5 separate regions of the Mus musculus genome follow, and regions 1, 3, 4 and 5 are each linked to region 2. Evidence: chromatin loops called from intact Hi-C (ENCODE). Cell type or tissue: left cerebral cortex. All regions are shown on one strand. Region 1 has its middle 110 kb from the start of Adam10. Region 2 overlaps Gm46120 (predicted gene, 46120). Region 3 overlaps Gm32074 (a long non-coding RNA gene). Region 4 overlaps Gm46119 (a long non-coding RNA gene). Region 5 holds the start of Mindy2 (MINDY lysine 48 deubiquitinase 2).

Region 1 (5,000 bases), 280 kb after region 2:
TTTTTTTTTTTTAATCCCCTATAGGCATTAATCCATCTGAAATGTACTTTTGTATTTGGTACAAGGATAGAGTGCCAAACTTTATTTTCTTCTATCTGGATAAAAACGAAGCCAACATGTGTTGAAGTGAATTTGCTTTTCAATGCAGAGCTACAATCTTACATTTATCATAAACCAAAAGTATATTTATCTTTTAGCATCCATGTTCCTGTTCTAGACCCACGCAAATGATTTCTGAATCTTTTTGTTTTGGTTAGCAGAGCCTTACACTGTAAGCCAGGCTGATCAGGAGCATACTGTGTGGCTCAGGTAGGCCTCAAACTCATGGCAATCCTCTTGACTTCAGCCCCCGCCCCCACCCCATCCCCACCCCACCCCCCACCCCCTGTGCTGGGATTGCAGGCACGAGCTGCCATGCCCGGGTGGATTCAAAACCCTTACTAGCATATAGACACTGTGGTATGTTCACAGACTTTCACATGGAATATTGGGTAACTATCAAATTTATCTGTAGTCCCTGTTAATTTTCTAACTGGGCATCAGATAAGTATAGAGATAAATATAGAACTAACCTTTTCTTCTATGAGTACTTGCTCAGGAACACTATATGTTTAGCATCTGTTCAGACATTGCTTCATGTTCAACAAGATATTACATATTCTTTTCTAAAACTTTCGTTTTAAAAAAGTACTTGGTTGCTGTTGTGAGTGAAACCACTACAGTTCTACTTCATGGGACATATTGTTCATACATGGAATGTCTTTTGAGTTTATTTATTCTGTATCTGTTCATCTTATCAAATCATGTGACACATGCCAATTCTAGTTGCTTTTTTCTTTTAATTAGGATCTCATGGTGAATAACCATCTCCTTACTAACACCACGTATTCTGCTGATTCCACATCCTCACACTCCAGGGTTTTTCAGAACCTTCCAGATGACATTAACACCCATGGTGGGCACTACTTGATTCACTACAATCTGAATATGCCTCATAGTAGACTTTGCATTTAGAGCTTTGTTGGGGGATTTGGCAAATAAGCCTTATTGTATTTAAGGATTTTTCTATTTTTTATTCGTTGCTGCTGCTAAAATTTAGGAACTGCCCATATAGTATGTTTTCCTCCTTTGTTAATTATATAAGGTTTAGAAAGGGTTATATAATTATATATAACTGAGTTAAGAGTACACACTGCTTCTGCAGAGAATCTGTGCTCAGTTCCCAACACCCATGTCACATGGCTCAGGGCCACCTGTTAACTGCAGCTTCAGAAGGCAGTGCACCCTCTTTTGGACTTCATGGGCACCTGCACTCACTTTGCACACATGCATGTACACACACACACACACACACACACACACACACACACACACACACACACACATATTTTAAAATGATTTTTAAAAAATAGGTCTGGGGAGAGATAGCCCAGTGGTTAAGAGCACTAGCTGCTCTTCCAGAGGACCCTGGTTCACTTCCCAGTACCCACATGGTGTTTCACAATTATCTGTAACTCCAGTCCTGGAGAATATGATGCCTTCCTCTGGTCAGTGTGGGCACAGAGCATGCATCCTGTCCTGGTACAGGTACAAAAATATATATCCAAGCAAAACACCCATACAATTAATACTAAAAATGAATATTTTAAAAGGTAATATAAATTACATTCATGTATTTCCTAATGCTGGCCCATACTGCATTCCTAGAATAGAGACTCCCATAGCCGCAGTGCATTGCTTATTCCATTACTGGGTATCACTTACTAAGATCATAGTTCAACTTTTGTACTAATTGCCTTTTTATGAATTATTTATATTGTGTGCATAGATGTTCGCATCATGCCAACAGCTCATGTGTCAGGTCAGAGGACACCTTCCAGGAATGGCTTTTCTTCTCCCCTATATGGCCTCCAGGGATAGGACTCAGATTATGAGGCTTGGTGGCAAGTAAGCCATCTTGCCAACCCTCTTATTTTCATGATATCAGCCAATATCTTTAAGGGAGGTGACTTTTTTTGCATATTGATTCTACAGCCATGAACTGAGGTTTTAGTCTTGATAGTATGCTGGAAGGTAAATCTTTGATAGCACATATTAATTGCACCAAAGGCTTTCACTATGACGTGTTCACATTTGCATATGCTATATTCTCATCCCTTTCTCCCATTCTCTTCTTCCTCTTCCTCCCCTTCCTCATTCTCCAGCTCTATTAGTTCCTCTTTAGTTTCATGCCCTTCTTTTATAATGAGTTTTTGCTTTTCTGATACAGCATCTCACTGTGTAGTCCCAGCTAGCACTGAATTCAAGATAACTGTCCTGGCTCAACCCCTTGAATGGTGGGATTTCAGTCATAAGTCACCACACCCAACAATTTTAGAAATTATGTTCATTTACTTGTGGCAGAGTGGGCAGAGACATATGTAGAAGTCAGAGGACTTTGAGAAGTGGTCCTCTCCTCCACCAAGTGGGTTCTGTGGGTCACACTCAGGATATCAGGCTTGGCAGCGTCTCTACCCCATTATGCAATCTTGCTGGCCCTTAATCCTTGCTAATTAAAGAAAAGGTTATAGCTGTAAAACCATATATTTTGTGCTTTTGCTTGTAACATTCTTAGAACCTCAGCTTTTATATTACACATCACATTCATTTTTAAAGAGTTGTGAAGCACCTTCAGGCAAGAAAGATTCAGAGAGACATACGACCATAATAATGAATAAAATAAAGGCTACCATAAAAGCAGAAAGCAAGAACTCTCCGGTTAGAACAATTCTGAGGTACTTGGAATGGCCATAAGCCACTGACCATGGACAGCAGACACAGTGCTTTGTTCAATATTAAATTTAGGGTCAGTCTGTAAACTCTGTCGGATTTAAAGTTCAATAACTCAGTCTGTGATCAGGAAGAAAACTAAGGAGAATGGTGGCATTCCTCTGCATTCCTAAAGTTACTCTTTAAAATATATGCAAATATAGACTGGAGCGGCTCAAAGCACTTGCCTAGCATAAGCAAAGGCTGGCTCAACTCCAGCACAGTGAATGTGAGGTGGTGTGTGTTGGCATATGGTGACAGAACACGAGTGTGTGTACCCTTGTGTGCTCACGAGGAACCCAGAGCAAAATGGCTGACATCTTTCTCCATTGCTCCTTGCCTTATTGCCTTGAGATGAGGTCTGCTGTTGAACCTAAAATTCTTCTCTTCTGTTAGGCTGGCTTACCAGTGAGATTCTGGGATCCACCTCTGTCTATTCCATAATGCTGGGGTTACAGGTACACAAGGATTTTTACATGGGTGTTGGGGATTTGAACTCAGGTCTTTATAGTGGTAAGCAAGTGCTCCTATGGAGCCATCTCCCCAGCCCCTAGTCTTTCTTCCTGGATGACAGTGGTTTCTAAGCCTGTCCATATTCTTCTGCATGGATTTATATAAAAATGGTTTTCTTTTCACTGTTTTCTAGACAATCTAAAGGGCTTGCTTTATTTTCTTCTTTATACTAAAGGTTATCAAGGATGAATTTCTCAATTAATTAAGCTCAATTAATTAAGCTTAATTCTTCAACAATTAAGCTATTTTGGTTATTTTTAAATAATTTCCAATTTTATTGAATGTTGCTATAAAGACAAACAATTTCTAAATTTCTCAAGACTTTCTTTGTAATCAAGTAGATTGTAAGTCCTTACAATGTTTTATTGGGTATATGAAAAAAATTCTGTTTTTTACTTTACAACTATCTATCTATCTATCTACATATATATATCTATCTACATATATATATGTAGATATATATATATATATATATATATATATATATATATATATATGAAATAAACTGCGTTTGCTAGCTGGATTATAGTGGTGTACATTTATAATTCTAGCACTTGGAAGCTGAGGCAAAAGGGTCATGATGTCCAAGCCTGACTTTTTAGTAAGTAAATAAATAAATAAATAAATAAATAAATAAATAAATAAATATAGTTTGTTGGTTATAAATCAGAACCAACCCTGAAAGTTTTAAAATCTCCATTTTTATTAAACTGTATTTGCAGTTCCATTGATTATCATAAGCTTATTAATGTGGTTCTGATTCATAAAATGTTCTTTATAATGCATTTTATAGTGGTTTTAAGCCCAAACTCCTAGGGCCCTCACACTAGGTAGGCAAATACTCTACCACTGCACTATCCCCACTTTCATTATGCCTTACTATCTTTATCTCTTCACTGTCAACATTTTTTTAAAAGTTACAACTTTATTTTGGAGTGAGCAAGATGGCTCAGTAGGTGAGGGTACTTGCTGCTAAGCTGCTACTCTGAGTTTTATCCCTGGGATTCACATAATGGAAGGAGAAGAATAACTTCAGCAATTTGCCCTCTGACCTCACTTTTCACTCACTCACACACACACACACACACACACACACACACACACACACACACACACACATGCACCCTACTCAAATAAATTTAAAAATGTTAAACCTTTAAAATATTTTTCTAGATACATTATAGATAAGTAATTTAAAATTTTTACTCAACATAAAGTCTCTAACTTTAATGGGGAAATCTGGCCCACTTATACTTAGTGTAATAATGAGACCTCAGGATCTTACTGGCTTCCTTTACTAATTGTTTATTCTTTTCATTTATCTTTATTGTTATACATAGATCAAATTTCCCTTTCCATCTCCTTCATTTGGTTTCTTTTGTAGAGTTTTGGGTACTTTCCCCTTTCTGTTGCTCACAACCAAATATTTTTTACCAAGTTATGAAAACTAGACACATATTTCTTCCCACCAAAATATTCTGTTCCTCCCCTGCTTCATTCCTCACACCAGACCTCAAGACTGCTTTCATTTCGCCTCCAGAAGTATAGCCTCTCTCCATGGGAGAGCACTGGAATGTCTCTTTTCTTCCCGCCCACTCCCATGCCCAGATCTGCTGAGATTCGCTTACTATTTTTAGTAGCAGACTATAGAAGCGTTGTCGAGGCAGATGGCGATGTGA
Region 2 (5,000 bases):
AAAGCCAGTCCAATTCCAGCACAGTGATGGAGGCGTCCAGCAACATAGGGCCTCTTGAAGAGCAACTTCCCTGAGGAGGGGGTGGGGAAACAACACAGCAGGAGCAAAGGAAGTGGTGATTCTACGCTTCTTATACAGAAGGAAGTCAACAGAAGTAATCTGGAGCATTGAATCTGAAGGCCCTCAACTTCCTTCTAGAAGATTTCAAAGTGTGTCTGTCTGTCTGTGTGTCTGTCTGTGTGTCTGTCTGTCTCTCTCTCTCTCTCTCTCTCTCTCTCTCTCTCTCTCTCTCTCTCTCTCTGTGTAAATTCCAGAAATATATGTGCTCTGTTCTGTTCAAAATGTACAATCCCAGTTGTTATCCTCCATGCAGAGAGGCCTGGCCCAGTGCAGGCAAAGGGATGAACATGTCCCTGGGATGTCATTTCAGTTTTCACCCATCTTGGACAGGACCACATCTTCTCAGACTCCCTCTTCTGCTTACCTAACTCTATCTTCCTGGAACTTATCTGGGATGACTCAGCTTCTGGAATACTCTTCTTGCTCAGCTCTGCCTCTCCCACCCTCCCCCAATAACCATGTGAGCTTCCAACCCTGCTTGTCCCTCCTGAACCCTCCCATTCCTCCAATATCCTTTAAGGCTGGGATGTGGGAAATGGGGGAGGGGCTTGAGAGACATGCTGGAAAAGTTAAGAACCAGAGGATTAAAAGAGAATTAAAGTATTGAGGAGGAGAATGTCCCAGAGATTTTTGACTTGGGTTCCTTATGAAAGGAGGGCACTGAGTCGCTGAGGCCAAAAGGGCAGCTTTGGAATCCAGACTCTGTTTGCCAGGCATCAGTGATGCCTTAGATGCACAGCGTATTCACATGAATACTTAGTATCTTATCTGATGTTCACCCCAACCCAGTGACATAGAATCAATGATTTTTACAGACCCAACCCAGGAAGTTAAGACTTGGAAAAGTAAAATTACACACACACACACACACACACCAGAAGTAGGTTGGGAAGATATCAAACTGCTCAAATAGACTGGAGTCTTCTACACATGCCACACATGCTGACATTCAAAACAACTCTGGGACTGTCAATTGCTTCATATACATAAGAAATAAGAAAATAATGAGGAAAAAAATACATGTGAGAAAGCAGAGCTTGGTGATGCATGCATGGAATCCCCAGTACTCAGGAGGCAGAGACAGGAAGATCATTGTAAGTTTGAGACCAGGCTAGGCTACATAGGGAATCTGTGCCTCAAAAACATGGGAGGAGTTGGACCTTTGGCTCAGTGGTTGAGAGCACTTGCTGCTCTCGAAAAAGACCTGAGTTCAATTCCCAGCACCTACATCAGGTGGTTTACAACCACCTATAACTCCAGATCCAGGACAGCTGATGCCTGCCTCTGGGCTCCTTGTGCAGCTGCAAGAATGTATACATGTAAACATATAAGCACATATAATACACATAAATAAAAATAAATCTTCCAAAAATAGCCCACAAGGTAACTAAACATTATGCCTACTAACTGGAACTCAACATTATAATGGGCATAATGGGTCACATCTGATTAAAACATCTCCTACATGTTCTACTTGATTATTATTATAATACATTCTATACATTGATATTTTTACAAATCATGTTCTTTATAACGTCTGCTTATAACATTCATATCTTTTTAAGATATTCAATTACTTTTGAGACTCACTTTGTAAGTTTGAAGCTTTCCATGAGATGGGATGTAATATTATATAAAATAGTTTTGCCCCAGACGGATCATATATTCTAAGTAAGGGCAATAGTATCATATGAGACAAATTTATATATTTACAATTTGTTTTCTAAGATTCAGTTTCTCTTCATGAACATGTGTGTTATGATATGAATCCATATGGTCGTTCTGCTCCTGATTCAAAGTCACAAACTCTACCTGTACACACACACACACACACACACACACACACACACACACACACACACACACACAGGGCACACTCGGTGGAAGGAGCCTATGCTACCACCAGGTGGTGACAGAGTGCTGTGGTCTGTGACAGATATGGCTTCAAACAGTGGGGAACCCAAATTTGTGGGCTTTCCCCCCATTAATTAATTGATTTATTCACTTTACATCCCAGTTGCAACCCCACATCTCCTTTCAGTTTCCCTCCCCCCAGATCTTTCCCCAAACCCCCTTCACCTCTGAGAAGGGGGAGGTCCCTCCCAGGGGACCAACACACCCTGGCACCTCAAGTGATTAGTCGCAAGACTAGGCGCATCCTTTCCTACTGAGGCTAGACAGAGCAGCCCAGGTAGGGAAGCAGAAGCCACAGGCAGGCAACTGAGTGAGCCCCCACTCCAGTTGTTGGGACAATTTGTAATCATAGATTCTTGCTCCTTGCCTTGCTAGAGCATTTGCTGGAATAGTATGATGCAAGCAAGCTTAAGGCACAACAATTTTAAAGGTTTTTGCACGGGTTTTACACATTAGAGCATGGGAGAATCTTTCCCTTTTGGTCTCTCAGTGCTTCTTTTTAGCACAAATATCTTTGGCAAAAATATATAAATAAATCACTCAATCCGTAGGCTGCTTAAGGGTGAAACCCTCAAAAATCTCTCAATTATGTTGGACAAAAAAGTTCCAAAGCCCAGTTTCAAGCTAGGCCCCTGTCCAGATAATTTTCTCTACCAGCAAAGCTTTTAAAAGGGCAGCCCCTGGGGGAAGATGAGAATGTTAACATAATTTTCTGAATTGCTTCCCCGAGAAGTCTGTATTCATTATATCCACTTCCTGTGGTGAGGGTTAAGGGTGTGTTCCTGTCGGTAGAGTGCTAGCCTCACGGCACAGAGCTCTGTGGTCCATCTGAATAAAGATCAGAAAACCAAGGTCATCTCTGGTAGCGTACAGTTTGAGGTCAGCTGGGGCTGCAGGATACCCTGTCTTGAAGCAAAAAATAAATAAAAATAAAAAATAAAAAATACATGTAATATGATATAATATAAAGAGCAATGAAAAGAATTTGAAGGATGGTGGTAAGAAGGCTTTGGGAGGCAGCCATCTATCCCAGGATGCCCAACCCTGTTTCACACCTGTGCAGAGAAAATTTTAAAAAATGACTATTTCAAACCCTTTCTTCAAGACCTTCATTTCTTTTCCATTAGCAGAAGAAATGCAAGGGCCACTCCATCTGGGCGAGCCTCACAAACTCTGCATACTGAAGCACTCCCAGCCCCCCCCCCCCCCCCCAGTGTGTGTCCTTGCTGCTTAGCAAGCCGCAGGGAACACAGTGGTGACATAAGCATGGGCTGGTACAGAGGCAATGAGGACCACGTGGCTCATCGCACCAGCAAGCAGACAGGACCACCGAGAAGTCTCTGGTTCACCCCGTCAACACCTTGAGAGGCTGAAACTGACCTCTGGGCCCCCTCCACCCCACGTGAGGCTTCCCAGTGACAAGGAGACTAGAAAGAGTCAGCCTCACCCAGGTGACAAGAGGTCGGACCTGTGAGCAAGGGCAGCAGCTGAAGCTTCTGGAAGGATCTATCAGCCCAGCTGAAGAAGTAGCTCACCTCTCACATCTCTGCAGGAAGGCACAGATAGTTTGTGACTTTGAATCAGAAGCAGAGTAACCATCCAGGCTCATAATTCAGAGAGAGGGAAATAAGATAACTTGAAAAGGGGCAGCCCCTGGGGGAAGATGAGAATGTTAACATAATTTTTGGAATTGCTTTCCCGAGCAGGCTACATTCATTATATATTATATCCATTTCCTGTATTCTCTCATGTAGTCGGGCTCAGTCATAATTAAGCTTTTCTTCAGCACAAGTATTCTTTCTCCAGTCCCTGTTGTCAGGCGTGACGCTACTCACATATCCTGCAGTGCACACCTGCCACCTGCTTATGATGGAGAGAACAGGAGGATGTGTGGTGTCCTCAAAAGCCAAGATCAGTTTTGAGCCACCTCCAAACCCTCCAGGAGTACAGCAGATGCTGGCCATGGTGACGTGAGACACCTGGCTGGCCGAGCTATCTTGTGTGCCTCTAGGAGACTGGAGCAGGAGGAAGGGCAGCACGGAAACCAGGAGAGGGAACAGACAGTAAGCGAAGGTGGCAGAGTAGCCTGGGCTAGAACAATGACTGTGTTCACAGCAGTGGAGGCAGGGACTCAGGACAGCTGGGACTTACTGGTGACACAGAATGATCAGGTTCTGATGTACAATTAATTGTACAGTGTGAGGAGATATATGTTACATGACTGGCTTGTAAGTCTCTTTAAGAATAGGAGTCTTAGGAAGTCAAGGCAATTTTGTGCTACTGACAGACTCTCTGTGGCTCAGACCTTCCTCAGTTGGCAGGCAATAAAGCAAAAGGCCACCTGGATAGAATGGCTCAAAGGCCAGGCCTTCTGAGCACAGGAAAATTTGGCCATAACTCTGTATAGGAGTAAAAATCTACAGCCTTGATGCTTCAGCGCCTAGCTGGAGACCAGAGTGGTTCTCTGTGGAGAAAGAGAAGTGAGGTTTTGTCCTCAGGCCCAGGAGAGCACAGAAGTGAGCCGGTGGGCTCAAAGGCAAACACTTACTGGCCAACCCTTACCTGAAGAATGTAATCTCTGTAAATAGGAACAAGGGGAGAGAAGGGCAGAGAAGGAGGGGAGAGACAGGTGAGCATGCTCATGGAGTGGTCATGGATCTATGGAGAGCAATTGTGGGAGGGAATGAAAGCCTTTAGCTCCTGACCCTTTGTTTCCATTTGTCCAGGTAATGCTGTGGGATTATACTCTCCACTATCCCTTGTGCTTCTTGGCTGTTCCATCCGGCTCATAGGAAACTAGATCTCCTCACAACAGTGTTCAAGCAAGTACAAATGGACACCTCTATACCCATGGTGTCTCTGGCCCAGGAGTCAGCAGTCATGTGTGGGTTATGGCTCCACCCAGTCTCATGTCTCTGTAGGAACTGGGAATCCCTGCAGGTGATGCACAGGTGCCTGAGGTCAAG
Region 3 (5,000 bases), 110 kb after region 2:
GGCAACAACAGATTATGAATTTGTTTGGAGAACCATTTAATTCGCCAACACTCTCAGGACTCAAGTGAGATTTGGAAGTGGAATTGGACAGAAGATTTGTTGCTAGCCAGAGTGAGTCTATAGAGAGAGCTGAGACACATGGCTGATTTTCCTCCCTTAGTGAACTTTTTCATACTTGAAAAGGAATAATTTCTCATGAATTGCACTTATCTGGGACAAAGGACAGAGAGTCTGTACATTCTCTTCCCTATCATATACCTCGTCCAATGGGAGATCTACCTCTTTTTCTAATAAAGTTGGCATCAATTTCTCTATGGCTCAATTCCCAGCCAAACAAAAAGCAAAATGAAACAGAAAAATTAGACTGCTGAACATGTATGCCTCCCAGTTTAGAATCAAATTGTTTACAACTGGGTCGTGACTCCCAACTAGAAAGTGATCCCTGGGAGCAGCCATGCCTAAGAAGCTGGAACCTTCCACATACCTAGAGCAGGGTATCTCCACCAGGACAACTTTGTCCCCCAGATGACATTGACAGCACCTGGAGTGGTCAGATTGTCACAACTGTTCTGTGGTGGGTACTGGGAGGCATAAAGTGGACGGAAGCCAAGATTCTGATCAATACCCAGAGCATCCCCACTGCGTGGAATGATGGGTGCAGTTTGGATGTGAAAGGCACCTCCAAAAGGGCCATGAATGGAAGGCTTAGTTCTAAGCTGGTGGAGTGGATCATTGAGACACAACTGGACCGTGATGGCTCTGCTCTGATCAATGGGTTAATCCAATAACAGGATTGTACATTTGTGACATTATTGAGAATCAATGAAAACTTCACAGGGGAGGGTCTGCTTGGAGGAAATGGATCACTGGAGTATCCTGAATATTCTTTCTCTGTTTCTCTCTGTCTGTCTGTATCTCTCTGTCTCTCTCTTTATCTCTGTCTCTCTCTTTGTATCTCTCTGTCTCTCTCTTTATCTTTCTGTCACTTGCTCTGTCTGTCTATCTGCCTGTCTCTCCATCACTACTATATCTATAATGATGTTCTGCTTTATCACAAATCCAGAAACTACAGATTTAGTTGACCATGGACCTTAATCTCTGTAGTCAAGAGCCAAACCAAATATTCCCTCCAAATCCTGCCATGAGCTTCCATACATGGCCCTTTGCGGGGAACACTTATCCAAACCAGAGAATCCACCAAAGTTATTTCCTTGTCTCATCAGTGGGCAAGGGCTTTTACTCAAAAGGACTGGGCAGATTGAAGCCAGAGAAGAAAAGGGGGCTCTCATGGTTTTCATCAACCCAGTGAATAAAGAGCTGATTGGGAAAGCATGAAGAACTTAGACTCCCAACCCACACAAAACTGGGCTCAATAGCTGATGTATAGAATCCCAGTGGTGAGGTGGAAGTCAGAGCTAAAAGATGCTCCAAAAGCTTGAGGGCCAGCTAGCTTGACAGACACAAGGCAAGTACACACGTGAGCACGCACACACACACACACACACACACACACACACACACACACACACACATGAATACACAACATAAGACAACACCTAAACCTATTACGTTAGAGGCTGTATGGGAACTTAATCCCAGGTGACCTGCATGGAGGCTGAAGTCTGAGAGTTACCACATTACATAACTGAATATGACCAATGCACCTGACAACTCAGTTCAAGAATAATAACAATAACTTCCTATTGTTTTCCAGACAAGGAAGATGAAACCCAACCAAGTTCAAGTATCGGCAACTGGTAGAAGCAGGAGACCAGCCCACAACCTGAATCCAGATCCCATCCTCCTACCACACTGAAAGTTCAGGCTTCTCCATGGGTTTGCTTCAGGTCAAGTATATTTAAAATCCTGTGGATGCCAGCCTGGAGTGCTTCAGAGTGCTCTGTGGAGGAGACACGGGAACGACAGAACTCCTTTCATGCTTTCCAGGCTGAAATGCCACATGGTCAAGAGTCAATCTGTACCCGTGTGATATACCCCCAGTGCATTAAGGTCCAGGCCATTCATGGCTATCATGTCTAAATAGTCTGCTTGTTCTAAATTTGCTCTGCGTGTGCGCCTTTCAAGAATAGCTCTTTTTAGCTGATCAACCCCTGTTTTCAAATGTAAATGTGCTTTGAAATAAATCTGCTCAATCACTTCTCCCTCAAAAAAAAAAAAATCATAGGCTAGCTGAATTACTCCAGAGAAATCCACAGTGGAGCATAGAATGTACAGCCTTGAGCCTGGGTTGCTTCTCATCCAGAGGGTGACTAAGGGCTTGCATAAGCTTATAACCAGACTTACAGCTCAGATCTCTGTGCAGCTCGCAAAGGGCACCGAGAGAGCCAGCCAAGCCCAGGAAATGTAAATGCCTCCATGCTGGCTTGCCTACCAATCACGAAATCGGTCAGATTTAAAATCGCCATAATTCATTTCAGCTTTACTACCTTTATTTTCATGACAGTGAGCCGAAAGGGGAAAAAAAATCCCTCTGTTAACAAAAAAAAAAAAAAAAGGGTCCTATCTGACAAACAAACGTGACAAACAAACGTTCGTGCAGTCTTGTGATGCATCTGAGAGTTATGTTCCGTGAAACTCGATCACTATCTGACAACAGGCGGGTAATTACTAACCTGTCTGAACAAACGAAACCAACGGTAGGTAGCTTTGCATCTTAGATGTCTAACTTTGTGACTTGGAGGTGACATTTTCTATTCTAAGTTCCTCTGAGGGGATAGAGAGATGACTCGGTGGTTTAGAGTCCTTCCTCCTCTTCCAGAGGACCCCAAATTCACTTCTCACCACCCACATGGAGCAAAACTCACAACTGTAAACAAGTATAACTGCAGCTTTAGAGTCCAATGCCATCTTCTGGCCTGTTGGGAAATGGTTTGGGCTCTGTGTATTCAGATCCTGCTTACTGTGCCTGGAGATCTGGTTGCAGTCAGGATGCTGGCATTGTCAAGCATCTCCTGTCTCAATCTTGAGTAAAAAAATCGTTTTCCATCACCTCTGATTGGTCAATAAAGAGATGACCAGCCCATAGTGGGGCAGGAGAGGATAAGGCGGGACTTCTGTGTGTGGGGCAGGGGAGTGGGAGTAGGATACTCATCATGTGCATTCACCATGAGCAGGTCACCAGCAGAGTCACCATGAGGACACCAATTGAGCAGGAGCAGCCAGGACAAGACTAAGGTGACAAGTAATGGGTCATGTGACTTGGACATAGGCAGTCATGGCGGGTTAGAATAGATGAGTAACTGCTTAGCTATAGTGCTTAAAGCTTGCTAACAAAAACAAGATCTCTGTATTGTTTATTTGAGAGGTAAAGGGGGCAATAGAGAAGTCCCCACCCCCCAAACTACTTTCATAGTGGCCTCAACAGTACACTCACATGCATGTACACTCATAAGCAGAAAGAAACAAAGCTTGGAGCTAATTTTGCTTGGTCTCACGCATTTTCTATGACTCACACCATAGTCTCAAATTTAAAATCAGATCTTAAGTCTGTGCTAAGGAGAGTACAGCAAATTTAATCCAAGGCACAGAGTGCTGATAAAGATGTTTAAGATAAAGAAAAGTTACGCATTATATAATATGAAACACAAAATGTTGTTTATTCTCAGAAGCTGTGTAAGAGCTGGGCAAAGCTAGAAGAAAAAAAGAGAAGAAAGCAGTTACATCATGGATGGGTGGGGTTGACATGTGTTTAGATTTCCACTAATTAGCTATCTGTCTGATGTTTTTAAACTGCGAGTTTAGGGAGCCATTTCTTCGAAGCCTATGAGAGAGCTGTTTGCTAACCTGCCATCTCTTTTCTCAGCTTTCCCAGGGCTGTTAGCCAAGTTGATATCATTGTTATTTATAGATAGTGTCATCTCCCAGAACTCAATATTGTTTCCAAAATTGTCACAAGCTTGTTTGTTCCAGGAGTCAAACCCTACAACCACCGCCACAGACTTCACACAGACTTCAGGTTTGGTCTGGGCTCCATTGTTGGCTGAGAACAAATAGGTGTAGCGGCTGTGGTGATACACACCTTTAATCCCATACTTGGGAGGCAGAGGCAGGTGGATCTCTGAGTTCAAGACCAGCCTGTCCTACAGAGTGAGTTCCAGGACGTCCAGGGCTACACAGAGAAACCCCGTCTCAAAAACAAAGCAAACAAACAAAAACCCACACAGGAGTTATACACAAAAGGAAAAAACCCTTCAGGAGAGTTTGCCCCATCCCTCCCTGCTTGTAGACTTGAAGTATCTGTTTCAGAATGAAACCTCTTCACCTCCCTCTCTAATCTACATCTGGCATCCCCGTTACCCAAAGCCAGGTTGAACAGCCTCCCAACATGGCAAGATTTGATTGGAGCATGACCTGCAGGGGCTGATCCAAGTCTCTTCCCCCAGAACTTTAAGACTAAGGTAATTACTCTCCAGGTGTCAAAATCCCAAACATGCTGGGCATGTGCTACAGAATAAAGACTTTATTTTCTTTATCCACGTGGACCATTAAAACAAAGAAAGCTCAAATGGGGAGTCAGGAAGAATAGAGTGAGTCTTGATGCCAGCCTGCTCCCTGAGTCGCCTCTGCCTACAGGACTGCTGGCTCCTGATCTTGGGTCCTGTGACATAGCTTAAATACTTCAACTCAAACTAAAGCATATTGACTTCTTTGTTCAATCAAAAGCATCCTTTCTGATAAGTGCTCTTCCCTCAACTGCATCTCCACCATGATGGAACAGGGATGTGTGTGTGTGTGTGTGTGTGTGTGTGTGTGTGTGTGTGTGTGTTGTGGGGAAGACCAGAGGCCAACCTCCACAGTCATTCCTCAGATGCTGCCCTCTTTGGTTTTATTGAGACAGGCTCTCCCCTTAGCCTGGAACTTGCTGAGGAGGCTAGTCAGGCTGGTCAGTGAGCCCCACATATCCCCTCCCTGAGAGATAGCACAGAAGCACATGCCATCACACCCAATTTTTTTTAAAATATGGGCTGTGAAGATCAGAC
Region 4 (5,000 bases), 58 kb after region 2:
ATGACGATTTCAGCCTACTTTAGAGCTATTATTATGTAAATGTACAGATAACAACTTATTTCGAGAGAACGAAGCTTCTTATGAGCTATGAGGCAAACACTAACTATATTATATATGTCTCCTCAATTTTCACAACTACTCCCTTAGGGAGGTGTTACTAGCTTTCATTTTACAGAAGAGAAAACTAAAGAGAAAAATGGTAAGAGGCTTGCCCAAAGAAAGAGGAAGAAGCAGGAGGCCTTTGGGCCCCTGAGCACACGCCCAAAGCCCTGTTATTATGCAGTTACTGTTGGAAGAAAAGCAGCCAGTGGTAATTCGCCTTCCTGAAGAAGTTAGTTCTTGTGGCATGTCCAGAAGCATCCTTTGTGGTTCTGAACCTGAGCAAGCCTGTTAGAAGCATCCAGGGAGTCTATTCAAAACGTTCCACAAGGGTTGGTGAGGTTGGCTCCGAGAGTAAAGGCACTTGTTCCCAAACCTGAGAAGCTGAGTTCGACCCCTCAGACCTACATGGTAGAGAGAGAGAGAGAACAGACTCCCACACATTGTCTTCTGACCTATGGGTATATATGAAGCACACACGCACACACACACCACCTGACACCTTTCATGTGTGGAGAGTCTAAGCTGTTTAGCCTGGAGTAGGGTCCCACATCTTTACTTGGCGAGAGCTGTGCAGCTAGCAGAGAGGTTCTAATGCACCAGCCTCCTAGGTGAACCAGGGCACCTCTCCCCGCCACTTGCTTTCTCCACTTCATTTCTTTTGGAACACTTCATTGAGTTTCAGCTTCTCAGAAAAATCTGCACCAGGCAAGAAAGAGAGTTGCCACATCAATAGTCACATCTGAGTGTCCCCAGGAGAGTTCCTAAAACTAAGCCTTGGTCCTTCCTATGCAAAATGGCCATCTGTGTTAGAGTGGGCATTTAAGACGATCATATTTCTAGGTGATTGTTGAACAAAGCCAGCTTATTTTGTGTCAGAGCTCTATATCGGCAGAGCATAGAGCTCTCTTAAAGTGGGCAAGAGGAATCCTCTCTCTCTCTCTCTCTCTCTCTCTCTCTCTCTCTCTCTGTGTGTGTGTGTGTGTGTGTGTGTGTGTGTGTGTGTGTGTGTGTGTGTGTGTCTGTCTGTCTGTCTGTCTGTCTGTCTGTCAAAGCCAGAGGCTGGTGTTGGATGTTTCCACTAGACCTGGAGCTCACTGATTGGCTAGATTGACTGGCTAGTGACCCCCCCCAGGGATCTCCCTGTGTCTGTCTGCCCAGCACAGGGACTATGGGGTCGTGCATTCTGTGTCTGGTTTTGCTTTAAGTACTAGGGATCTGAATTCAGGTCTTAATGTTTGTTCTGAGGGTATTTTATCCCTAAACCATCTCCCCTGCCTGTCATAGGGTTCTCCCTGGCTTACAGACATATCTGTCCATATTCAAGTTTGGAAGCAAGTGCCACCACAAGATCTTGTCAGCAAAGAGATTCCAACTGCTCTCCAACACAGGAGACCTTTGATGCTTTTTCTTTCCTAGATTAAAGCTTAAGAAAGGTAAAAAGTATGTTTGAACCAAGAAAGGCCACAAAGGGACTATTAAAGACCTAAAAGTGAGTAAATAAATAAACAAACAAAAAGAAGCCTAGATTAAAAAACGCCACCTTCCTACACACACACACACACACACACACACACACACACACACACACACACACTCCCAAGCCCTTCTGTCAAGGCTAAGGAAGCCATCTGGATTGAACAAGCTTGATTTAGGAATCTGGCTTTGTTGGGTCTGGCTGAAAAGTTCCACCAGAAATGTTCCTGGACAGCAGAGCACCTAACTACTCTGGGCCTCTACAGCAGCAACTCTCTCTCACGAGCTGGCCCTAGCTCCCAGCAAGAACCATCAGCTCAGTCCTTCCATTTAGTGCCTCTGGTCTGAGTCCTGCACCACACTGGATCCCTTCTGAGATGTAAAAAGCAAATCCCTCCCATAGGCCCCAGCCAATAGATCTGTAGGCTTTGCAGGGCTCCATGAGTCTTCTCTGTCTATACATAGTAACTTCCAGCCTCCGGGGGTGGGAGTCTGGGGCAGAAGTGAGCCCATATGCCATTCGGAAGGTGCCAGAAGCATACACTGTTCCTAAGGACTTTTGACCAATCACAAACTCTGACTCATAGATAAGACTCATCCTTGCTGGAAACCCCTGAGAGGCAACTTCCCCCTCACACACCAAGGTTCCAGCCCAGCTCCAGCTCCCACGTCTCTGAGCTTCCATAGCTAACAGGAGACATCATAGGTTCTTTAAAAAACAAAAGATTTATTTATTTATTATATGTGAGTACATTGTAGCTGTCTTCAGACACTCCAGAAGATGGAGTCAGATCTCATTACAGATGTTTGTGAGCCACCATGTGGTTGCTGGTATTTGAACTCAGAACCTTCAGAAGGGCAGTCAGTGCTCTTAACCTCTGAGACATCTCTCCAGCCCAACATGATAGGTTTTTAATGAGGAATGAGATATTTTTTATATTGTTTTCCTCACAACAGTGGCTTTTAAGCAAGGAGATTCCCAGATGTGCTTGAGAAAGGCCCCTGGGGACTGTGGGAGAAGAGGTGGGAGGGTGGAGGGGACCTGGCTCCACATCAAAGTAGCTAAAAAGCTTACAGTTACCTGTGTCTGGCAAGAGCTTGCCACCTCTAGAGCACCTGGCAGGGACAGCTCTTCTGAATGCCATGTGCAGAATTTTACATGTGCCCTCTGTACCACTTTCCTACAGTCCCCAGAACCATTACATTTCCACAGATGGAGACACAGACACTCAGAGAGGTGAGGTAACCCCTCCAACAGCACACGGCCAGAGAGCAGAACTGCACAAAAGTACAAACAAGCCCTTCCCCAAACCTGGACTCTTTCTGCTGTCTTGTTCCGCATCTAGAGAACTTAGCAAGTTCTCAATGTAGTTGCTTCTTAAAACAATTAATACAGGAACATTTTTAAAGAAAAGGACTAATAGGAGCTATAATGAGGAAAAAGGCCGAAATGCCAATGGTAGAATCACCTGGAAGGAAAGCACCAATGTCTACATTGGATTGGCCTCTGAACATGTCTGTGGGGGGTTGTCTTAATTGATGTGGGAAGAGCCAGTCCAGTGTGGGTGACACCATTTCCTATGTAAGAGTCCTGAATACTCTTAGAGTGGGGAGATCAAACATGGGTGAGCAGCCTCGTGAGCGGGCAGTGCACTCATTCTTGTCTGCTCTTGACTGTGGTGTGATGGGACTAGCTGTTGCACTTCCTGCCTTGACTCCCCTTCTGCCAAGGACTGTATCTGGAATGTAAGCTAAAATAAACCCTTCCTCCCCTCAGGTTGGTTTTTGCCAGGGTATCTTTTTCTCACAGACTCAAAAATAAAACTAGGTCATGACCCAATGTCAGCTTTTCTTACTTTCAGTTTCACTCTTTCCATAAATTATATTGATTTGGAACAATGGCACCTCACTCTCCACATGGTGGATATAACAGTTCACATAACACAGTAACTTTACTGTTAAGACAGCGTCTCTTGAACTCACTGTGTAGTGGAGGATGAGCTGAGCTTCTGATCCTCCTGCCTCCACCCTTCAGGTGCTGGGATTCTACCTCCACGATGGGTCTATATAATGTTGAAGATCAATCAACCCATCCATCCCAGGCATTCTACCCACTGAGCGCCATCCACAGCACATCGCTTTGGTAATTCATTTCCTCACTTTGTATCTTCGTTTTATCCTCATAGTAAGAACACATATGTGCTCATATATATAAAATGGGGCTTATATATTGTATATTCTCTTTTATCTGTCTTCATTTGATCCTTCAGTGGCTAATCGCTGTTGTCATCTTCCATCATCATGGAAGCTGTGTCCCATAGCATAGACCCTTCTTCAGAACTGATGGGTCTCCCCAGCTGCTGGAAAGGTTGCCCACAGACAGCATTCAAAGTGGTTCTGCCCTTTCTTAGGTGAAATGAGACACCTCATTCTGGGTCACACCCATCTCCAGGGAATATACTCCCAGTGACATGGATGGATGTGGATGTGGATCTGTGGCATTCTCAGTCTAAATAGAGCTAGTGTGCAAGGGCCATCCTAGCTCCAGAGCTCTTGGTGAAGCCCAGTTTCTTCTTCCTCTACCTAGCCTTGCTCCCTCTTTCCCTTACCAGTGTTGATCCGAGAAGTTCAGTAGCCTAAAATGATTATTGTATTCTAACCTCCATCTCAGAGTCAGATTCCTAAAGAACCCACATGCAAGCCAATGTTCAGAGATATTAAATAACTCCCCTGTTTCGGGCTAGAAACAACAGGAGGGTAAGACCACAGTCTTACTGTGCTATTAGTGGCATGGTATTGCTCACATGAAGGTCTCTGCCTCAGTTCCACAGTGGGGATTACATATTCTGACTCACTGGAGTTTTCATGTGGATGTAAGCTAACAGAGATCGAGGTAGCTATGCCAGCATTTACCACAGTGTAGACAACCCACTGTTGGCTTGTGTCTGAGCTTCTCAACAAGAACTGAATGGAAGCCACTATGAAAGTTCACGATTTTAAGTAAACACCTTAAAGATTTTAATTTTGGGGGTCAGAGCTCCTGGATCCCCACCCTTAGCAGATCCAGAGCTTTTGACAGCTGATGCTGAGAGAAGTACTTTTCTTGGGGGATATGGTTGCTGGTGTCCAGTTGGTTGACTCAAAACCTATGTGCATATAGTTAGCACTGGCTTGACTCAGGAGGTTATTAATAATAATAGTTTTAAAAGGAAAATTAGGGAAGGAGGTTAGTTAGAGGGTCTCGGGGTGGACAAGATCAAAATATGTTGTACACATTATGAAATTTTCAAAGGATGGGTAAAATACTAAAATAAAACGTTTTAGTAATTTATTTAAGTCAATTCAATAGCCAAACTAGGTCATCTCAATATGTGTTTAGTGTGCACATTAATTGCTGTGCTTTTCTCTGGATGTGTGTGGCTTCC
Region 5 (5,000 bases), 420 kb after region 2:
CCAGATGTCCCTCAACAGAGGAATGGACACAGAAAATGTGGTACATTTACACAATGGAGTACTACACAGCTATTAAAAGCAATGAATTTATGAAATTCTTAGGCAAATGGATGGATCTGGAGGATATCATCCTGAGTGAGGTAACCTAATCACAAAAGAACACACATGATGGTCACTCACTGATAAGTGGATTTAGCCCAAAAGCTTGGAATACCCAAGATACAGTTTGCAAAACACATGAAACTCAAGAAGGAAGACCAAAGTTGGATACTTCATTCCTTCTTAGAAGGGGGAACAAAATACCCATGGAAGGAGTTACAGAGACAAAGTCTGGAGAAGAGACTGAAAGAATGACCATCCAGAGACTGCCCCATCTGGGGATCCTTCCCATATACAACCACCAAATCCAAACACTATTGTGGATGCCAACAAGTGCTTGCTGACAGGAGCTGTCTCCTGAGAGGCTCTGCCAGTGACTGACAAATACAGAAGTGGATGCTCACAGGATCCCCAATGAAGGAGCTAGAGAAAGGACCCAAGGAGCTGAAGGGGTTTGTAGACCCATAGGAGGAACGATAATATGAACTAACCAGTACCCCCAGAGCTCCCTGGGACTAAACCACCAACCAAAGAAAACACATGGTGGGACTCATGGCTCCAGCTGCATATGTATCAGAGGATGGCCTAGTCAGTCATCAATGGGAGGAGAGGCCCTTGGTCCTGTGAAGGTTCTATGCCCCAGTATAGGGGAATGCCAGGGCCAGGAAGCAGGAGTGGGTGGGTTGGTGAGCAAGGGGAGGAGAGAGGGGATATGGGGTTTTCGGAGGGGAAACCAGGAAAGGAGATAACATTTGAAATGGAAATAAATAAAATATCTAATAAAAAAAGAAAAAGAAAAATCTCAATGGTGATGGCAGGAATTATTGCTTATGGATCAACATGAACTCCAAAATTCAACACTCAGAAAAAACTTTCCATTATCTTTTCTAACTTTTCCAGTTTTCAGGAATTGCCGATCTTGCTTGGCATGGTGGCACATGCCCTTAATTCTAGCACTTGGGAAGCAGAGGCAAGCAATTTTCTGAAAGTTTGAGTCCAGCCTGGCCTACATAACAACTTTCAGGCTAGCTACACTACATAGTGAGACCCAACCTCAATTGAAAGAAAGAAAGAAAGAAAGAAAGAAAGAAAGAAAGAAAGAAAGAAAGAGAGAGAGAGAGAGAGAGAGAGAGAGAGAGAGAGAGAAAGAAAGGGAGGAAGAAAGAAAGAAAGAAAGAAAGAAAGAAAGAAAGAAAGGAAGGAAGGAAGGAAGGAAGGAAGGAAGGAAGAAAGAAAGAAAGAAAGAAAGAAAGAAAGAAAGAAAGAAAGAAAGGAAGATAACTTCCAGTCTTAAAAACACAGCGTTCACATCTATAATCTCAAAATTGGAGTGGGAGAAAAAGTACAAGAGGATTGCTGTGAATTCCAGGTCAGTTAGTCTAAGACACAGGGTGAGACTCTCAAATTGGAAGAGAGGCAGAGCCAGCCAGGGCTACAAATTGAGACTCTGTCTCAAAAAACAAAAGTGAAATAAGATAAGCAAAGTAGTAGAGGGCTCTGTAGAGTGTTTGTCATACATGAATTGAGCCCCAGCCCTAAAAAAAAAAAAAAAAAAAAAAAAAAAAAAAAAAAAAGGAAAGGGGGGGGAAGAAAAGAAAGGAAGGGAGGAGAGAGTTGGAGGTGGGAAGAAAGAGGGAGAAGTCGAAGAGAGTGCCGAGAAAGAGATCATCATTTCTGAGAAGATAATAGTGATATTTTTAGTGTGAAACACAGTATTCAGTAACATGCTTGGTGCTAACACATGAATGAGCAAAATAATGCATTAATTTGTCTACTTTTCTAACCAGTAGCAGGACAGAAGTGTAACAATCCATGATGCACCATATATTTGTATACCTGATACTAAAGGAAGACCCACCTGTCTTGTTCATTTTTATATTCTCAGACAACTTTGAAGAGGGAAGGGTCCAGGAAAAAAAAAAAAAACAAAAAAAACAAAAAACCAAAAAACAAAAAAACCAAAAAAAAAAAAAAAAAAACACCCCACTTTTCCAGAGCAGGTTAGATGATCTATATCCACTCTTGCCAATAAATAAGTAAGTAAATAAATAGAAAAAAAAAGTTGCAGGCAACTCTGTCCATCCTCTATGCAGATGTCAAGCCCTGATGAGAAGTCAATTCTAATTTTAAAAGTCATTTTTTCGGGAAGCAGAAGCTTCCCACTCTGTGCAAAGAGAAGCCAAGTGAACAGAACCGCAAAGACTTGGCTTGCTTCAAACGCAAACTGATTTATTATTATTGGACCAAATTTACCCTCTCGCCTGGGGCGTAGGCCAATATCCACAACCTCATTGAACCTCCGGCAAGGCAAACCAGTAGCTGGTTGGGAGCGCAGCGATTCTCAGCCAAAACCCAGGGAGAGTTGTCCCTGTACTGCGCAGTCTTCCAAAAGCCTCCAACAGAACTCGCCTTTCAAATTTGCATTTCCTAAGAAATGCTTCCAATTCTCAACATTAAAAGCTAAAAAAAAAAAAAAAGAAAAGAAAAAGCCAGCTCTCCCGAGGCCTTCAGGGAATGGCTGTCTTCCAATGCTACTACCACTTTCGGGGTCCACCAGGCTCAAGCCCAAAGTAGACCACACTCCCTACAAGCCTCAGCCACTGCCTTTAAAGTAACCGCGCGCAGCGGGGATGCCCCGGAGTTCAACTTCCGGCAGCACACACAAGATTATTTTCCTAGTGGCGCTGCGGCTCTCCGAGCCGCGCCCCTGACCACGCCCTCAGCCACGCCCCTGGCCTCGCTCTGCCTTCCCTAGCCTGAACGCGCGGGAGGGGCGTGGCCTCGGGGGAGAAGCGCTCCCCGAGTGGGTCCGGGCGCTTCAACGAGCGCAGTCACGCGGAGGCACGCTCCGAGCGGGCGGGCGGGGGCACGCGCGCGCGCTCCCGCCGCCCTCTACGGTGACGTGCCTGGCCGAGGCCGCGCTAGGGCGCTGGAGCTGCTACAGAGCGGCTGTCATGGCGTCGGAGGCGCTTGCTGAGGAGAGCCGGCCGCGGTGTCTATAGGACCAGGGGCGGGCGGCCGGGGATGGAGAACAGCCCTGACAGCCCACAGCCTCTGGAACTAGGGGTGGCGGCCGGGCGAGTGTCGCCGCCGGAAGGGCGACGGCGCGGCGGGCGCGAGGCTGAGGATGGTCCCGCTGGACGCGCGGTGGACAGCGGCGGGCAGGGGGCGGCGGCGGCGGCAGCGCGGAGCAGCCTCGGGGACCCGACGTCCCCCTCGCAGCTCGGATGCGGCGCGGGCTCGGACTTGAAGGACGGCGCGTCGTCGAGCCCTGCCGCCTCGGAGGTGCCTTCAAGAGGGCAGCACAAGGTGACCGCCTCCCCGGAGCTGGCCGAGGCCGCGGCGGGCCGAGGGTCGGGGCCAGTGGGCGACACGGGCACCTGCAGGGTGGAGCAGGCGGCGGAAGAGCCCAGCAGCACCGGCGCCCCGAGCAGCAGCTGCAGCGAGCCGAGCCCCCCTGGGGACTCGCCCAGCTTGGACTCCCTGGAGTCTTTCTCCAACCTGCATTCTTTCCCCAGTAGCTCTGAGTTCAATAGTGAGGAGGGAGCAGAGACCAGGGTCCCCGAGGACGTGGAGGAGGGCGCGGCGGGGCCGCCCAGGGCTGCACCTCTATGCAAAGAGGAGGAGGAGGACCCGGCTCAGGTGCTAGCGGCCTCCAAAGAACGCTTTCCCGGACAGTCGGTGTATCACATCAAATGGATCCAGTGGAAAGAGGAGAACACGCCCATCATCACCCAGAATGAGAATGGACCCTGCCCTTTGCTGGCCATCCTCAATGTTTTGCTTCTCGCCTGGAAGGTACACTCTGCAGCTTTCTACTTCCTACAGCTTGTGGGGTGGGGAGGGGCAAAATGGGGTGAGGAAACTGCTGTTTGTCAGCTGATGGCTTCCTTCCATTCATCAGACTCCTCCTTTTTTTTTTTTTTTTTTTTTGAGACAAGGTTTGTCTGTGTAGCTTAAACTGTCCTCGAACAGTTTAAGATCTTAATGCTACAGCCTCTAGAGTGCTAGGTTTACAGACATGCACCCCTATATCTAACAGTCTCTTATTACATGAAATTAATTCCAGGATTTCTTTATTGAAAGATTATTCATGTGGCAACATGTCAGGAAGAATTGCCCCCAACTTAAGGTCTTTTTTGTATTAAAAATTCAACATTCGGTTAAAGGTTGTAACTGATGGTTTACCTATAAACAAGCAGAATCCAGAGCACCCTGCACTTACATCTTCTGAGTATTTTTAGCTATATTTGCCTATATTATTCCTTACTGACATTATTACATATGCAAAACAGTGAAAATTGGAAACAGTGATTGATCTTCAGTTACTATCAATCTTATATTATGGAGTAAGTTTTAATGATTTTATCTGCGTGTTTTCTGGAAAAGGCTGTTTGTCCCACTGTGGTGTGGATGCATGAAAGAACAGTGATGGGAAAGATACAACTTTTTAGACAAATTCCATTTAAGGAAAAGCATTGGTCTGAGCCTACTTACCATAAATTACTTGTTTCCAAAGACAGTATTTTCATCTTGTGTATGATTTTTTGTTTTTGTTTTTACTTTCCTTGTTTCTTTGACTCTACTTCAAAGGTTTGGCATTTTTACTAGTAACTGTACATTAGAATGTTTGTTAAGGAAGCTAAAACTATTAACAACTAAAATAAGGAATGATAAATCTAAGGTCTTGGAGAACAGGAAGGGAAGGGCAAGTGTATTGAGGCCTCAGAATATAGTGTCATATTTAAGCTTGCAGTATCTGGGTTTTGAGAGGATGCATCTCAGCACCTGTTTTCAAATTGATGATTCCACTTATAGTTAAAATGCTCCCTAGAAGAAGAATAGTTTGAATTATGCTAACCAGTTATGAAGAACTATGATGGATAGTGAGGGAGAGATTC

What was found. Peaks named below come from ENCODE experiments on the same cell type or tissue, not always from the same donor. Only the 100,000 strongest peaks of a DNase experiment are listed, where the experiment ranks them.
Region 1: it touches region 2 in a loop (2.7-fold over the local background); 4 of 42 quality-filtered maps call a loop at or near these places.
Region 3: it touches region 2 in a loop (3-fold over the local background); 10 of 42 quality-filtered maps call a loop at or near these places.
Region 4: it touches region 2 in a loop (2.6-fold over the local background); 4 of 42 quality-filtered maps call a loop at or near these places.
Region 5: a loop joins it to region 2, with 3 times the contacts of the local background. A loop is called at or near these places in 13 of 42 quality-filtered maps.

What each region holds. Positions count from the first base shown.
Region 1 is chr9:70,788,829-70,793,828 of GRCm38, reverse strand. No RefSeq gene overlaps it. Among named protein-coding and RNA genes, the nearest start is that of Adam10, 110 kb to the right of the region's middle. In left cerebral cortex, no CTCF peak of the experiment used is centred here; DNase peaks (open chromatin) are centred at 3,091 and 4,936.
Region 2 is chr9:71,071,121-71,076,120 of GRCm38, reverse strand. All of the region lies in intron 1 of Gm46120 (predicted gene, 46120), which reads right to left. Among named protein-coding and RNA genes, the nearest start is that of Gm46120, 4.5 kb to the right of the region's middle. In left cerebral cortex, a CTCF peak has its summit at 2,057; DNase peaks (open chromatin) are centred at 511 and 2,062; H3K27ac peaks cover 747 bases.
Region 3 is chr9:70,964,071-70,969,070 of GRCm38, reverse strand. It overlaps Gm32074 (a long non-coding RNA gene), which reads left to right. Exons shown (of 3, transcript XR_379595.1): 3 at 1,715-2,133. Among named protein-coding and RNA genes, the nearest start is that of Gm46118, 8.2 kb to the right of the region's middle. In left cerebral cortex, a CTCF peak has its summit at 2,867 (motif pointing left); DNase peaks (open chromatin) are centred at 1,920, 2,276, 2,908 and 3,480; H3K27ac peaks cover 3,128 bases.
Region 4 is chr9:71,013,235-71,018,234 of GRCm38, reverse strand. Gm46119 (a long non-coding RNA gene) reads left to right here. Exons shown (of 4, transcript XR_001779225.1): 4 at 1-2,318. Among named protein-coding and RNA genes, the nearest start is that of Gm46119, 13 kb to the left of the region's middle. In left cerebral cortex, no CTCF peak of the experiment used is centred here; a DNase peak (open chromatin) is centred at 2,093; H3K27ac peaks cover 2,494 bases.
Region 5 is chr9:70,655,170-70,660,169 of GRCm38, reverse strand. It overlaps Mindy2 (MINDY lysine 48 deubiquitinase 2), which reads left to right and starts at 2,996. Exons shown (of 9, transcript NM_172772.2): 1 at 2,996-3,897. The coding sequence starts at 3,124. It overlaps Gm31872 (a long non-coding RNA gene), which reads right to left and starts at 2,499. Exons shown (of 3, transcript XR_379591.4): 1 at 1,958-2,499. In left cerebral cortex, a CTCF peak has its summit at 2,729; DNase peaks (open chromatin) are centred at 2,419, 2,896 and 3,857; H3K4me3 peaks cover 2,799 bases; H3K27ac peaks cover 1,430 bases.